2 separate regions of the Homo sapiens genome follow, and region 1 is linked to region 2. A link is a loop called in an ENCODE intact Hi-C map of the cell type or tissue named here. Cell type or tissue: Calu3. All regions are shown on one strand. Each heading gives the region's core, and the rest is flanking DNA. Links, peaks and the distances in the headings are about the cores only.

Region 1 (7,264 bases), core at 971-5,970, 100 kb after region 2:
TAATAAATACTAGTTGAATAAAAGAGGAAGTGAAGAAGAACACTGGGTGCAGAGCCACCAAGAAATCTGCAAGGACGAAAAGTATCCCTAGGATTCTGGATTTAGGAAGTCATTGGTGACCTTGGAAAGCACCATGTCAGTGGAGATGGGGGTAGAAGCATGAGTACAGGATGTTGGTAGAGACAAGAAGTCAGGGTATATAGACAACTCTTCCAAGACCTATAGATAAGAAGTGGAGGGCAGATATCTGGGTGGTATTTGGAAGGAATGTGGTGTCAGGTGAGTGTTTTGGGATTTGGCAAGTGCTGGGGGGACTTGGACAAGCTTACAGGCTGGAGAGAAGATAGAAAGCAGAGAAGAGAGGGGATGAACAATGACACAAGCCCAGGAGAAGTAGGAAGGATGGAGTCTATGTCACATGTGGAGAGTTGGCCTTAAACAGGAGGAGGGACTCTTCACCCTCTGAAGTTGGGGGAAAGGAGCTGGGGATGGGTATATTAGGTTATTCTTGTATTGCTATAAATACTTGAGACTGGGTAATTTATAAATAAAAGAGTTTTCATTGGATCATCATTCTGAAGACTTTACGGGACACATGGTGCTGGCATCTGCTTGGCTTCTGGTGAAGCTTCAAGGAGATTTTTACTCACAGCCAAAGGTGAAGGAGGCACAGTCCAAATCAACAGCCTCCTATAAATTTTATTTAACAGTAAGGAGCAAGAAACTAAAGAATACCAATGCATATTTGAAAAGGAATCAAATACAACTTCTAAAAATGAAAAACATACCAATTAAAATTAAAAATTGAATAGATAATTTTAATAACAGATAAAACTATGCTAAAGGGAGAATTATAAACTAGAAGAGAAATATAAGAAAATGTTCTACAATATAGCACAGAGGTTTTTTTTAATACAGGAAATTAACTAATAAGCATGCAGAAAAACTGAAAAGAGCTAATCTACATTTGATCAGAGTTCTAGAATAAGCAGAGAGAGTGCAAGGAAAAGAGACAATTTGAAGAAATAATAAGTGAGAATTTTCAGAACTAATAAAAGACAACAATCTTCAGATTCAAGTCTTTAATAAATTCTAAATGAATTAAATCAAAAAAGAAATCCACATCTCAATACATCATAGTGAATCTGAAGAAAAAAAGATGATCACCAATAAAAGAAGAACAAATTTTTTTGGAGACAGGATCTTACTCTGTTACCCAGGCTGGAGTGCAGTGGTATGATCACAGCTCACTGCAGCCTTGACCTTCCAGGCTCAATCGACCCTCCCACCTCAGCCTTCCTGAGTAGTTGGAACTACAGGAAATAAGCCTGACTTATTTCCCTATTTTTTGTAGAGACAAAGTCTCGCTATGTTGCCAGGCTGGTCTCAAACTCCTGGGCTCAAGGAAGCCTCCAACCTTGGCCTCCCAAAGTGCTGGAATTAAAGACATGAGCCACTGCATGTAGCCAAAGGAAGAACAATTAGACTAGTGACTTTCTTATCAACAGCAACAGTGTAACCAGAAGATGTAGAATAACTTCAAAGTCTAAAAGAAAATAACTGTCAGCCTAGATTTGTATATGGAGAAAAATTATCTTTCAAGAATAAGGAAGAAACAAAGACATTGTCAGGTAAATATTAAGCTGAGAGTTTGTCACCAACAGACCCTCACCAAAGAAAAGTCTAAAGAATATAATTCAAAAAAGAAGGCCGGTCCCAGAAGGAAAGTCTGAATTGCAATGGTGAGTAGAGAAAGTGGCAAATGCACAGGTAAATTTAAATAAACATTGACTGTGTAAAACAACAATAATAATGTCTGTGGAATTTTTTTTTAAAGATAGAACTAAAATAGCCAACAGTAATCATATATAGGCCTGGGGGGAGAGTTAAAGTGTTCAAAGGTCCTTGAATTTTCAGAAGGGAACAAAGTATCCATAATTTAAATTTAATTTATTTAATTTATCTAATTAAATAAACTTTAACTTTAGACTTTGTTATCTGAGGTATGCATGTTAAAACTCCTAAGTAGCCACTTGAAAATATGATTTTGAAACTTTCAAACTTGTAGGTATTAGATGGATTGAGAAAATATTTCAATCACTCTAAAAGAAAGCAAGGAAAGTAAGAAAAAGAAACACAGAAAGGTGGGGCAAATAGTACAAAATAAAATGGAAGAAAGATGATAGGACCCCTGGCGAAGGGAGTGGAGGGTAAGGGGGCAATGTTGGACTCAGCTGAGTAAGGGGAGAGTAGCGGAAGGGCTACAGATGCATACAATCATGGTGTGTCAGCCCACCCCCATTAATCTTCAAGAGCCTCCCACCAATGCATTCCTCAGATATACAATTTAAGAAAAGCATAGTACTTGCTATAAAAATGCAGAAAACAAGTGCTCTAGGTACTCCCCACCCCACTCCCAAAACATACCACTCATTCCAACCAGGGTTCTTGTGAATATTAAATGCTATCATCTAATTTGCAAGTGCATAGATAGAAGGTGCTCTGGACATGTTAGTGGAAATTCCATTGGGTTTCCCCTGAACTACAAGACAGAGCTCAGCCAACTGTAGGGATTCATCAAAAATGTAACAGGCTTGGTATCAGATGCAATGAAAGAAAAATGTCAACATGCCACACTGCCTGGAGACACAGAAGGGACAAGAGAACAGGAGCTAGCAGTTTAAAAACTCTCAGCATGCCATGGCCATTACACAACCAACCTGCCAAGGAGGTATCTCTGAGCTATGAGTGAGCTCCCCACTATCTCATAGCAAGCAGGGGCTGGGGCTCCCATCAGTAGGGGAGAGGAAGGTAACTAAGTCAATGCTTTCAGAAGCTCCTTCCTCTCTAGTTCAGGGAACAGGACTCACTTTTGAGCCAGATGGTGGCAGGTGACCCAATCTCCCGCAAGGACAACCAAGAATTGCTGGCACAGGTGCAGGTCGGGGCAGGTAATCAAATTAACAGAGCTCAGGTTACAGTAATACCATCCTGTGGGTTCTGCCCCTGCCCTTTGGCAGCTCAGGTGATTAGCACTCAGGCTTAGGATGAATTTCAAAAATGCGAAGGCTTGCTAAGTACCTTTGTCTCCCTGTTTGGTCTCCCACCCTGCCCTGGGAACAGCTCTGTTTTTGTGGTCAGGAAACACTGCCTGGCCCTCAGGCTTGGTGGTAGAAGCTGAGCACCTTTAGAAAAAGAGCTGTGCTCAGAACCTTGTTTGCTCTGACAAACTGCTTAATTGTATTAAGCAGTTGTTTTCACTTAACATCCTGTTAAGCAGGAGGAGTGGGGCTGTTTTGGCGACCTGGGTCAGAACCACACCAGCAGAATGACTCTGGGGCCAGAAATTAGAAAACAGTGGATGGAGGAGTGAGTGGATAGAAGAGTGAGTGGGAGGTAAGGAATGTGAACAGTGGTAAGTATTGCAGGATCTGGCCAGCAGCCCGCAATGCAATGGGGCTCTCTTTGTTCCCAGGTGATTGGCAGGTGGAGAAATAATAGACACACACAAAATAGTGAAAGCTGGGTCCAGGGGAGTCACCGCCTTCTGGTCCCTTGGTGCCACCAATGCACTGGATATACCAGCATTTATTATTAAGTTTAGTGAGGGTGGGGGTAGGTTAGTGAGGGATTTAGGGTCATTTGATTATGAGGTGAGATGGTCACATGGGGATGAAGTAATTTTTTAACATAACATCTGTATGCAGAAGTACATTATACAGAGATAAGAATTTACAATATAGTGTGTGCATCAGTAATTTCTAGCAGAGCCTTAAAACAGAAACACAGGCTTTCCATAACCTATGATTAGCAAGATATTAATCAGCAGTAACAGTTGCAGCAAAAGCTGGTTACAAACAATCCATAGAAACAGGACGTCAAGCTAGACAACCGGTTAGACCAGAAATTCTCAGAAGGGAGTATGCCTTAACCCTAAAGAGGCCTAGAAGAGCCGTGGCAAGATGAGGGCATTTATAGCCCTATCTTATCCATATGGACAGGCGCCCCTCATGCGTCCATTTATACGCTCTCCACCAGGGTGGCATTCCATTCCCAGAGCTATGAACATCTGCTTTTCTGGGATAGGAGTCTTGGTGATGTGAAACCTCCCTGACTGCACGTCCATTCATAGGCTCTCTGCAGGGGGAAGCACATCACGCACTGTTGGCTCATTCTGGCAGTCCAAGCTGGCATTGTCTTTACACAATCCTGCATGCAATTTTGTATTTACAATAATCAGGAGCATTTCATCTTTTATTCCGTAGCAATAGTTTCAGGGGGTCTCCCTACAGGTAAGGAATGTGAGTAGGAGGTAAGGAATGTGAACATCAACAACAAACTCTTCTGAGTATGGCTGTGAAGGGGAGTAACAGAGGAGCATCAAGGGTCCAGGGAAGGCTTCCCTACTTTAAAAATGGAGAGACCTGAGCATTTTTACATGCCAAAAGGAATAAGGTGGTGACTATAGGACGGAGGTGGAAATAAGAGATGGATCCAGGTCCCAACATGCAGGAGAACAAGAGGACTATGGTGCCAAACTAGCCAGGCCCAGGTGAAGCAGAGGCAGGAGAGTGGGGTAGGTGAGGATTGGGCTCTGAGAATGCTCCTCAGGGTGGAAGGAGACAGGCCTTGGGCAGAGGAGAGGCTGCCCTGAGCGGGAGAAGTGACTAGGAAATGGTGGCCAGCTGGAGAAGCCTAGGGACAATCAAGAGAACGGACGCAGAGAAGAGTAGGGGCTGGGCGCTGGCCATATCCGGGGGGAGAGAAGCCACCCTTAGCAGGTGGGCAGAGCCTATGAGGACTCTCATAGTGTTCCCAGACTGAACCAAGGGTCAGGCTGCTTATTCTCATGGCCCAATAACAAGATGCAGGTGAAATGGGAAAGAAGGGAGTTTATTTCTGTAACTGGGTACAGGGAGAAGGCCAGGAAAATATCACCAGACCAACTCAAAATTACAAAGTTTTCCAAAGCTTATACACCTTCTAAGCTATATGTCTACGTGTAAGTGTGCATTCATCTAAAGACATATGTGATTAACTTCTTTTAATCTATAACTGAGATCTGAGTCCTGAAGACCTTCCTCTGGAGCCTCAGTAAATTTACTTAATCTAATGGGTCCAGGTGCTGCGGTGATTACCCTTATCATGTCTCCTGCTAAATCATGGAGGTTTGAGGAGTTCCTTTAGTCCCCAATAAAGCTAGTTTGTGGAGGTCTGGGGAGTTCCTTCAGACCCCCAATAAAACTTGTTTAATCCTAAAGAGGTCCTGTTAAGAATTCCTTCATTATCTTGTCATGCTTCAAGGTCCAGGAAAGGCCTAGGCAAAACTCTTGGTGGGCTTTTGTTACATTCCAGCCTTTGTATGAGGGCACTGGCTCTATCAGCTTTTAATATTTAACCACTCAGTCAGTGCTAAAACGGTTGTCATGGAGGCCTGCCTGCTCAGCTATTAGTGAGACCTGGCCTGCCACAATCGCAACCTGGATGGAAAGCTCAGCCCAGTGACCAGTGACAGGGAGTCTGAGCCTCCATCAGGAGCTCATCTTCATCCTTCAAGGCCCAGCCTGGGAAACCTTCCCAGTCCACCTCCACCCAAAGCAGAGTGAACCCCTCCCTCCTGAGAGCCCCCACAGCCTTCTCTTGATCATTGCAATCCCTAGGTTAGGAATAACGCTCGAAATCCTAAGGAAATTGAACACTCGAACAAAGGATTCTTAGCAAAGCAATTTTACTTCTGCGTAGAGGGGTGCTTCCTTGGCAGTTGCCATGAGAGCACACCTGAACAAAGGGCATGGGAGCCTTTATTCCTGATGCAAGTCCTGCCCCTGTACTCTTTCCCCATTGGCCAGGGTCGGTTCATACAATCTAAACTAATCCCAGTTGGCTAAACATTTGATTTTTTTTAGATAGGATGGGCACATAAAAGAAAGTGGAGAGGAAGGAAGTAATGAGCTGGAAAGTTAGTCCTCTTTCCAAATAAGGAAAGGAATGTGAGCTGGTACTGATAACCCTTGGTACTGAGGCGTGCCTGGGCATCTAACAAAGGCAAAAAGGAAAAAGGAGAAAAAAAAGGTGGGGGTGGGTACTAGAATTAAAGAATAAAATATTGATCAGATTATTTGAAGAGAAACCTCATCATATCCCACAACTACAATAATGCCTGGAGCACCAAGATATTTAGACATGTTGATTTTTTTTCACTTTAACCATCATAACACACTCTCCATAGATAGGAATTATCATCCTCATTTACCAAAGGGGGAAACTGAGCCTCAAAGCGTTAAAGACAGTTGCCCAAGGCAATTCAGCCAGGACTTACCCGGGTGACCCTGGCCACAAAGCCCATCCTTTCCACTTTGCCACTGTGTTAGAACCACATAGGAATGGAGTCCAGTCCGTCTCCACCAACAGACCCGGAATGGTACTTATGGAGAGTATTTGTGGAGGAGAATCTAGAGACAGGTCATGTAGTCCAATCCTTTCATTATATAGATAAGAATATCTATAATATGCTGATAATATCTATCACAGGTAAGGAAACTGAGACTCAAGGGAAGGGACTTGCCAGGGTCACACAGCAAATCAATATTGGTGCTGGATTAGAACCCAAATCTGCTGACTCAGACCAGAGCTAGATGCATAGAACCTATAGTCAACTTTTAATCCCCTCCCTGGGGTCAAACCCTTGTAGCTGCCTAATTGTTTGCCCACTAATCCTATTAAATTCTATACTCCTCGACCTTTGGGTCAGAAAGACTCCAGGGCCTGGGAGTACTACCAACTCCCTCTTTCTTGCTCCCTCTGCCAAAGGAATTCACCCCAGGGAGCAACTCAGCCACCCTGCCCAGGCAGATCTGGGCTGGGAATCAGCCTACAGCTCAAAGGTTAGGCTGGGGTCTACTTTGGGACACTTTAGAGAAGACACAGATCAGAAATATTTATAGGAGCACAGAGAGAGAGGCTTGGTTCTGCGAGGGGCCTGGACATGATTTGGGGAGACAGCTCCAGACCAAGACCTGAAGAATGAGTAACTTTTACACTGTTAGTAGGAGTGTAAATTAGTTCAGCCATTGTGGAAGACAGTTTGGCAATTCCTCAAGGATCTAGAACCAGAAATACCATTTGACCCAGCAATCCCATTACTGGGTATATACCCAAAGGATTATAAATCATTCTACTATAAAGACACATGCACACGTATGTTTATTGCAGCACTATTCACAATAGCAAAGACTTGGAACCAACCCAAATGCCCATCAATGAT
Region 2 (7,264 bases), core at 1,192-6,191:
AGAAAAACTATTTTAAAATTCTCATGATTCCAATATTTGAAACTCCTGTGGATATTATTTTATTATGTTGTATCTGCTGGATTGTTGTTTTGTTTGTTTTGTTTTTCAAGTCATCCAGGCTCATTTTTTACCTGGAAAATTTTTACTTTGTACCAGACAAGTTTTTTACCAAATTCCTTGTAAACTAAGGCTGATGTAAGCTTCTTCCAGAGAGGATTTACATTTCTTTATGCCAGGTGTCTGTAATCATGCAATTCAGAATCCTCTTAATTCAAATATTTGGACCGTTAAAAGCTGTGCCATTGATACGGTGACTTTTCGTAGCTCCAGTTTACTCTTTTAACTAGAATGCCAACTTTGAACTCCCAACTCAAAGCAGCTAGATTCTTCAGGCACCTTCCCCCAGAGGGCCTGCAATCTGATCTTTGTCCACATAGCCACAGGAGGCTACCCAAAACACTTCTGAGTCTCTTAGCTCACTCTTCTGCAATCGGCAAGCCCCCAGCAGAAAAGCATTTCTAAATCTCAGGATCAAATCCATGAATCTTCAATCTTCATTCTCTCCTGAACCAACATCTCTATATTATATTACTAGCTTTCTGATGTGTTCAAGTACACTATGTGTGTTTTTGTGTGTGTGTGGTCCAAATTTTCTGGTTGTCATAGCAGGAGATATGAACTGAATTACTTAGTCCACCATCACTAGAAACAAAACTTGTTACCTTTTTGTTCAATTTGGATAGTTGTGTCTTTTTTCTCTAACATTCTCACCCAAAAATGACCAATTTTATTCATCTTTTCAATGAACCAATATCTAGCATTGCTGACCTTGTTGACTTTTTGCTTTTGCCTATCTCATTGATTCCTACTCTTCCCTAAACTATTTTTTCCTCTACTTCTTTGCATTTATTTTGCCTTTCCTATACCTGTTTCCAGGTGCATTCCTTTGCAGGCCCAGCCCAGAGCTGAAGGTGGCTTCCCACAGTCCCCACATGTGTTGAGCCCTTGATTCTGACTCATGTCTCCTTGCCCACTGCTCCACTTCTGGTTCGCAACAGAAGCATCAGCCATTATCTGCCCACTTCTGTGATCTCCAATCCTCCAATCCTCTTTATGGTCTCCTAACAAATGAGTTATCTCATTGATGCTTTTAAGAATATTTTTTAAAGTTCCCTGAGTTTTTTCAACTCTCTTAGTGAAGAAGGTAGTCTGTATTCCTACTACAGTACTATCAGAAATACTTATATTTTCATAAAAGAAGCACTCTAGATATAAATACAGCCCACATGTCTATCCAAATTTTCACAGATGTGTGATATTGGTCACAGGAGCCCTGGAATAGGTATGTCTCAGGATAAGAGCCCTATATCTTCGGCGAAAAAAAAGCTTACAGTTACATGTGAAAAGTGGTTCATGTTAAAATTTAGCTTTTCCTAAGACATACTTGATACATCTGAAGTCCTCCTTTGGGTAAAGAACAAAATCATTCTCAGTTACAAAAATGGGGAAAAGCTGGGCTTTCAGTGCAATGCCAAAGTGACTACTCCTCCTTTTCCTTTCCTCCTGTGCTTGTACCCAGGGAACACCTGAGCCAGATGCCTTACGCCACAATGTGCATCAAGGAATGCCTCCGCCTCTACGCACCGGTAGTAAACATATCCCGGTTACTCGACAAACCCATTACCTTTCCAGATGGACGCTCCTTACCTGCAGGTCTTAAAACAACTTTTTTTTTTTTTAACAATGCAGCTATGTTTGGATTGAAATGTCTTAACACACTCATGTCTTTAACAGTTATTTATCCTTAGACTCTGTGGAACCTAGGGCCATTCTTATTTCCCAGAGAGGGAGAAAGAGGAGAGAGCTCTCAGGACTATCTAAACAGGCACAGGATTATGCAGGTGCAAAGGTACAGAATCCTGCCATATGGACTGAGGAGTGGGTGAGGAGGCCTTCATGAAGCATCATGGCTTTAATGCTGAACCTTAAAGGACTAGATTTATATCAGCAAAGATGAGAGAGGCGCATTGTTGGCAGAGAGAAGAGCAGACACAAAGCAGCAGGCAGCCTGCCTTCTCCCTTCCCTCAGGCACACCAGCAGGGCATGTCACTGGAGCAATTGCTGTAATCCACCAGACTCCAGGATTCACAGAGGGAAGTTGTGGGACTATACCTGGAGCCATGATGTAGCCAGATCATAGTTTTCTGAAGGCCAACCTTTGTGTTCAGCCTTTCTCAATCAAGCAGCAGATTTAAGACATCTAAGCTGGGTAGCACGATTATAGTTATTTTTTAGAAAGATTAATACATTGGTGGGATGCAAGATGGATTGAAAGATGACATTAGAGATATAAAGGAATGAGCCAGAATTTATCTTTGACCTATGTTGAGGTGTGTTTCTACACCTTCCTCCAATTTAACCATCTTTCAAATACTGGATTTGATTGGGCATTTGTAGTAGTCTAATTAAATGTAGCAATATTTAATTGCTACTGTGCTACCATAGTTGCCCAATAGCAATTAAATATTTGTTTCCTACAAAATCAACTTTACTATTGTAACAACAAAAGGAAAAAATTATTTAGCACTTACTAGGAGCTGAGAATTGTTCCATATGTTTTGCATGTGTTAACTCATTTTATCCACCCATCCTCCTGCCCCCCAGTTCTGCTGTGGAAATACTAGTGTTATGCACATTTTAGCAAACAGGGACAAAAAGGTAAAACTTCATCTCTGGTAAATGGTAGAACTAGGACTTGAACCCAAGAAATGGGACTCTAGAGTGTGCTCTTAACTACTACACTACAGCAACAACTTAAGCTTTCTCTGGGATCTCTCCAGAGAAAGATCTTTGCTATCATGGGGATCTTTGCAATCATCTAGTATCTAAAGAAGTTTCCTCTTTTTAATTCAGTGTTATTTTTCACATAGTATTTATTGTAATATTTATTACCTACATAATATTGCATCTATGCACATAATGTTCCACGCACCTAGTTGTTCAAACAAGACAGCTCAGAGTCAACTTTTACTACCTTTTCCCTTAACCTTGCATTTCAATAATACTTAAATCCTGTCAATAATCTCTGGTTTTTTTCAATATCAATAAAATGATGATTTATTGCTGCCTTCCAACACAAGAAAATTATTTTCTCTGCTTCCATTCTAGATCACCTAAGCCCTGTAATCCAGAGTCTTAAAATCCCCCGACCCATACAAAAGCTACATGTTGAAAATGTGAGAATCAGCATGCCTTCTAATTTTTCCCATTCAGGTCCTTTCTGTTTCATGTTCCTTTCACTTTCCTGATCTTGTGGCTTTTGCGGCTGCTGCGGGTAACTTTCTGGGCTTCAGACAATTCTGTTGAGATCTGCATGGATGTTGGTGGAAGAGCTGGCTCCACCCGGCTGACTCAGTTTTAGGCGACTTATACGTCATCTCTGGTCTCCTGCAGTCTCTGCCCTTTCCTCCAAGTGCCTTCAAGGGCTGCACCTTAATCTCCCTCAAGCTACAATGAAGGGACAGGAAGTGCACACGCAGAGTTGCCTTCACCTCACTTTACATTCCTTTCCGCCACACCTTCTTGCCACACACAGAGCTTTCAGGCCTTCACTGGACCTCACGTGCTCATCTGTCTCATTTCCTGTTACCCTGCTTTCCTTCCTGCCCCTCTCATACACACAGGCACTCCACAACTTCACTTTCTTCACCCCAGGCTTGGATGCCTGGATTCATCACTCCAACTTCCCCTTTGGCAATGCCATCAACTTCCTTGAATATTTTCCCTTTCTCTACTGTCACTCATCAGTAATTCAACCAGCATTAAATTCCTCTATACGCTTTCTCTGCCCTGCTAATGGGCCCTTGAATACAGCTATAGCACAACAAAGCATGTGCAAATGGATGCCTCATATCCGCCAGACCCACCTCTTCCCCTGTATTACCCAAAAATCCTGTTTATTTCTAAAAAGAAACATGTTTATGATGCCTGCTTTCTCTCCCACACCTCACAATATCACTTACACATTTTCATCACTCTCTACCTGTGCCTGTGCCATGGCCCCATTCACTCTTGGCAAAAGACCTACTACATTATGTGTGCCCTTCTCTTCATTTGTTGGCCCAACAATTGCCTAGTAAACATCTGCTCTAGGCACTTTGCTTTGTTCTGAGCGTACTATGATGTGCAAAATGTCCAAAAGAAAGCATGTCATCTACCTCCTTCCCCTAAACCTATTCCTCCTCCTGGATTGCTACATTAATGAATGGCACCACTGTCTGTGAGTAATTTTAAGTGAGAAAGATAGAAGTCATCCTCACACCTCCACCATCTTCCTTACCCAGACAGTATCCAAGTCCTAGAATATCAGCTATTTCCTTCTCAACAACCTTGCTTCCATGGTCTCAGCTATTGCCTTTGTCAATCTTCATCTGCCAGAGTCCCCTAGTTTTTATATTTCCATACTTAGCTATCTACAAACCAATCTACTTATAAAAGATAAATCATAAGTCTAGGTAAATTCTAAGTTCCAACTCAAGAAAGCCACTTGGGTGATTCTGTTGCCACTTGTCCCTCCTAAGATCCTACTTATACACATACACTGAAATGCAAAAAGAAATAATCCCATAAAAGTGAAAAGAATGGAAGGAAAGTATTTAACAAACAAAAAGAGAGAGAGAGATTTTAATGAATTTATGAAATTAAAAAAGAAGGTAGGATTGGGCTGCCAAATTAAACAAGAAGAGAAATTCCCAGTTTTAAAAGGCAATGAGGGGGTGGCTGCAGAAAGACTTGCAGAGAGTAGAGGGTGGCTCTACTTTTTAATCCCATAGAAAAGGTTTAGAAATTGTGGTCTTAATAAGCTCAGTAAGGCTGAGCTACTTCAGGAAAAGTGTATATTAATCACCTAAAAGAAATAGTCAATCCTAAAAATTATATTTTATCTTTTAAAAGTTAACTTTTAATTTAGAGCCTAGGGTACAATTAAAGACTCTTTATTCTGGCAGAGAAAAGGGGATGTCCACTCTGCTAACAGATTGTGACCCAAATGATAACACAGATTCCTGGGAGAGCAGTCATTTTTTTCTGGACAATGCAGATCCCTTTTCACTAATCTTAAGAGATATTTTGAGCCTTGCTCAGAATTACCTAGATTTGTGGAACAAAGAAACTGGAGTTAGGAAGACAGATTTAGGGAGAGGAAGAAGATAAAATCAGATCAGTTGCAGGCAGTCATTAATCTGCCTTTCGTAAGTTTTTTTCCAGGGAATCTTCACTGACATTGAGTTAGAGTCATTGAGGTGTTTTCAGATTTTCTACATGGCAAAAAGAAAAAAGATGACAAACCACCAAAAGTTATGAATTTTATTTTCTTTTTGCCCTAAGGCTCCATGGAGATTTAAAACCTCAATAAAATAGGATGTTTTTCAAATTGTGTCTTTTTCTGACGTATTCTTGGTTTAAATATGTAATTTTGTTAGATAATGTGCATGCTTTTTTATTATAATGAATATGCTCATAAGGTGTCAGTGTGATTCTCTGGATTAATAAAACCCATGCCAGAAAAACAAAAACAAAAACAAAACAGATTCCCTCAATAGCCAATAACAGACCTATCAATGGCCTAGTGTGTGCCATGAATCTGATGGTCCAGTAAGCCTCAGTGGAGAGGGACATGGCCCAAAAAAATGGGTGTTCTATGAAATCTCCTAAATAATTCACAATCACTAAATAGAGCAAAACACAATGGGTTTTGTGCCACTCATGGGAGAGATCCATGGCAATCAACTAGACACTGGCTGTAAGCTAGAGCAAGCAGAAACTCCTAAGAAAGACAGTAACAGACTTAGGAAATCAAAAATATCTCATCTGAGGACACTGGCATGTGCCTGTAATCCCAGCTACTCAGGAGGCTGAGGTGGGAGGATCACTTTAGCCCAGGAGTTTGAGGCTGCAGCAAACTATAATCACACCACTTCCCTCCAGCCTGGGCAACATAGCGAGACCTTATCTCAAAAAAATTTTTTTCATTGACCATGAGTTGAGACTCACCCAAAGGAGCTAATAATTGATGAGCCTGTGAATCATACTTCTTAGGTATTAGCTACTACTGAACTTCAGTGGGCAGTCTGTTCTGATGATCTTGGTGAGACTTCCAGAAACCGTTTAAAAGAGAACAAGGCTTCTGGAACCAAAAATTGAAAAATGAAAGAATGTGTACTGCCAGGATATAAACCTAATCCAACCATAGAAGTTAGACCCTATGATTGAGGCTTGGGAGAGTTAAATAACATTGGGTTTTTGAAGCTCTAAACTTCAAAATCTCTGACCCATGTTAAGAAAGCAAATTTCTTGAATGTCCTTGATTAGCTAGCAATATGTGGATTAATCACTTAGGAAGAATTCGTTAACGGTGACCTGGCCATTTGTTTTTTGAAAGTGATCTTTGCTGTGTGGATGCAGCACTGTTATGGTGTCCCAGTTGCCATTCTAACCCAAATTAGGTCTTTACCTCAGTCAGTTAGCTAGCTGGTCATAACAGGATTGGTGAACTTCAAAATTAGTCTTCATAATGTTAAAAGCCACAGTTCATCATGAACATAAGACAGCTATGAATACCTATATATCAAGTTACACATCTGTAATTTTTTTTTTTTTTTAGATGGAGTCTCGCTCTGTCACCCAGGCTGGAGTGCAATGGTGCAATCTCTGCTCCCTGCAAACTCCACCTCCCAGGTTCAAGCGATTCTCCTGTCTCCACCTCCCGAGTAGCTGGGACTACAGGCGCGTGCCACCATGCCTGGCTAGTTTTTTGTATTTTTAGTAGAGACAGGGTTTCACCATGTTAGCCACGATGGTCTTGATCTCCTGACCTCATGATCCATCTGCCTTGGCCTTTCAAAGTGCTGGGATTACAGGCGTGCCACCACACCTGGCCCTGCAATTTTTTAAAGCAAACTATAGGAAATGAAAAGGAAAACAGACAGAGGCACCCTACTAATAGATTTTAACTGCCTTTCAAAGACGTACACAAATCAAAGTACACAGACTATCTAAACAATATAATTAATAAGATAGACTTTATGCGTACAATATTAAACTTTTTCCCCACTAATAGAGAACTTTCCTTTTAAGTACACCAGCAACATTCCTTAAAGTTGACGGTATACTAGACCACAATTTAAAAAGTTACTAAAAGAGAAACATTACAAAATAGCATTCTTTAAATGAAGACAATAAAAATGGAAATTAGCAACAAAAATT

What was found. A loop is a pair of places that touch in the nucleus more often than their neighbours do. Peaks named below come from ENCODE experiments on the same cell type or tissue, not always from the same donor. Only the 100,000 strongest peaks of a DNase experiment are listed, where the experiment ranks them.
Region 1: a loop joins it to region 2, with 9 times the contacts of the local background. A loop is called at or near these places in 8 of 110 quality-filtered maps.

Annotation. Positions count from the first base shown.
Region 1 is chr1:46,753,539-46,760,802 of GRCh38, reverse strand. No RefSeq gene overlaps it. Among named protein-coding and RNA genes, the nearest start is that of EFCAB14, 38 kb to the right of the region's middle. In Calu3, for the core only: no CTCF peak of the experiment used is centred there; DNase peaks (open chromatin) are centred at 3,022, 3,422, 3,882, 5,792 and 1 weaker place.
Region 2 is chr1:46,854,103-46,861,366 of GRCh38, reverse strand. It overlaps the pseudogene CYP4Z2P. Among named protein-coding and RNA genes, the nearest start is that of CYP4B1, 59 kb to the right of the region's middle. In Calu3, for the core only: no CTCF peak of the experiment used is centred there; a DNase peak (open chromatin) is centred at 3,496.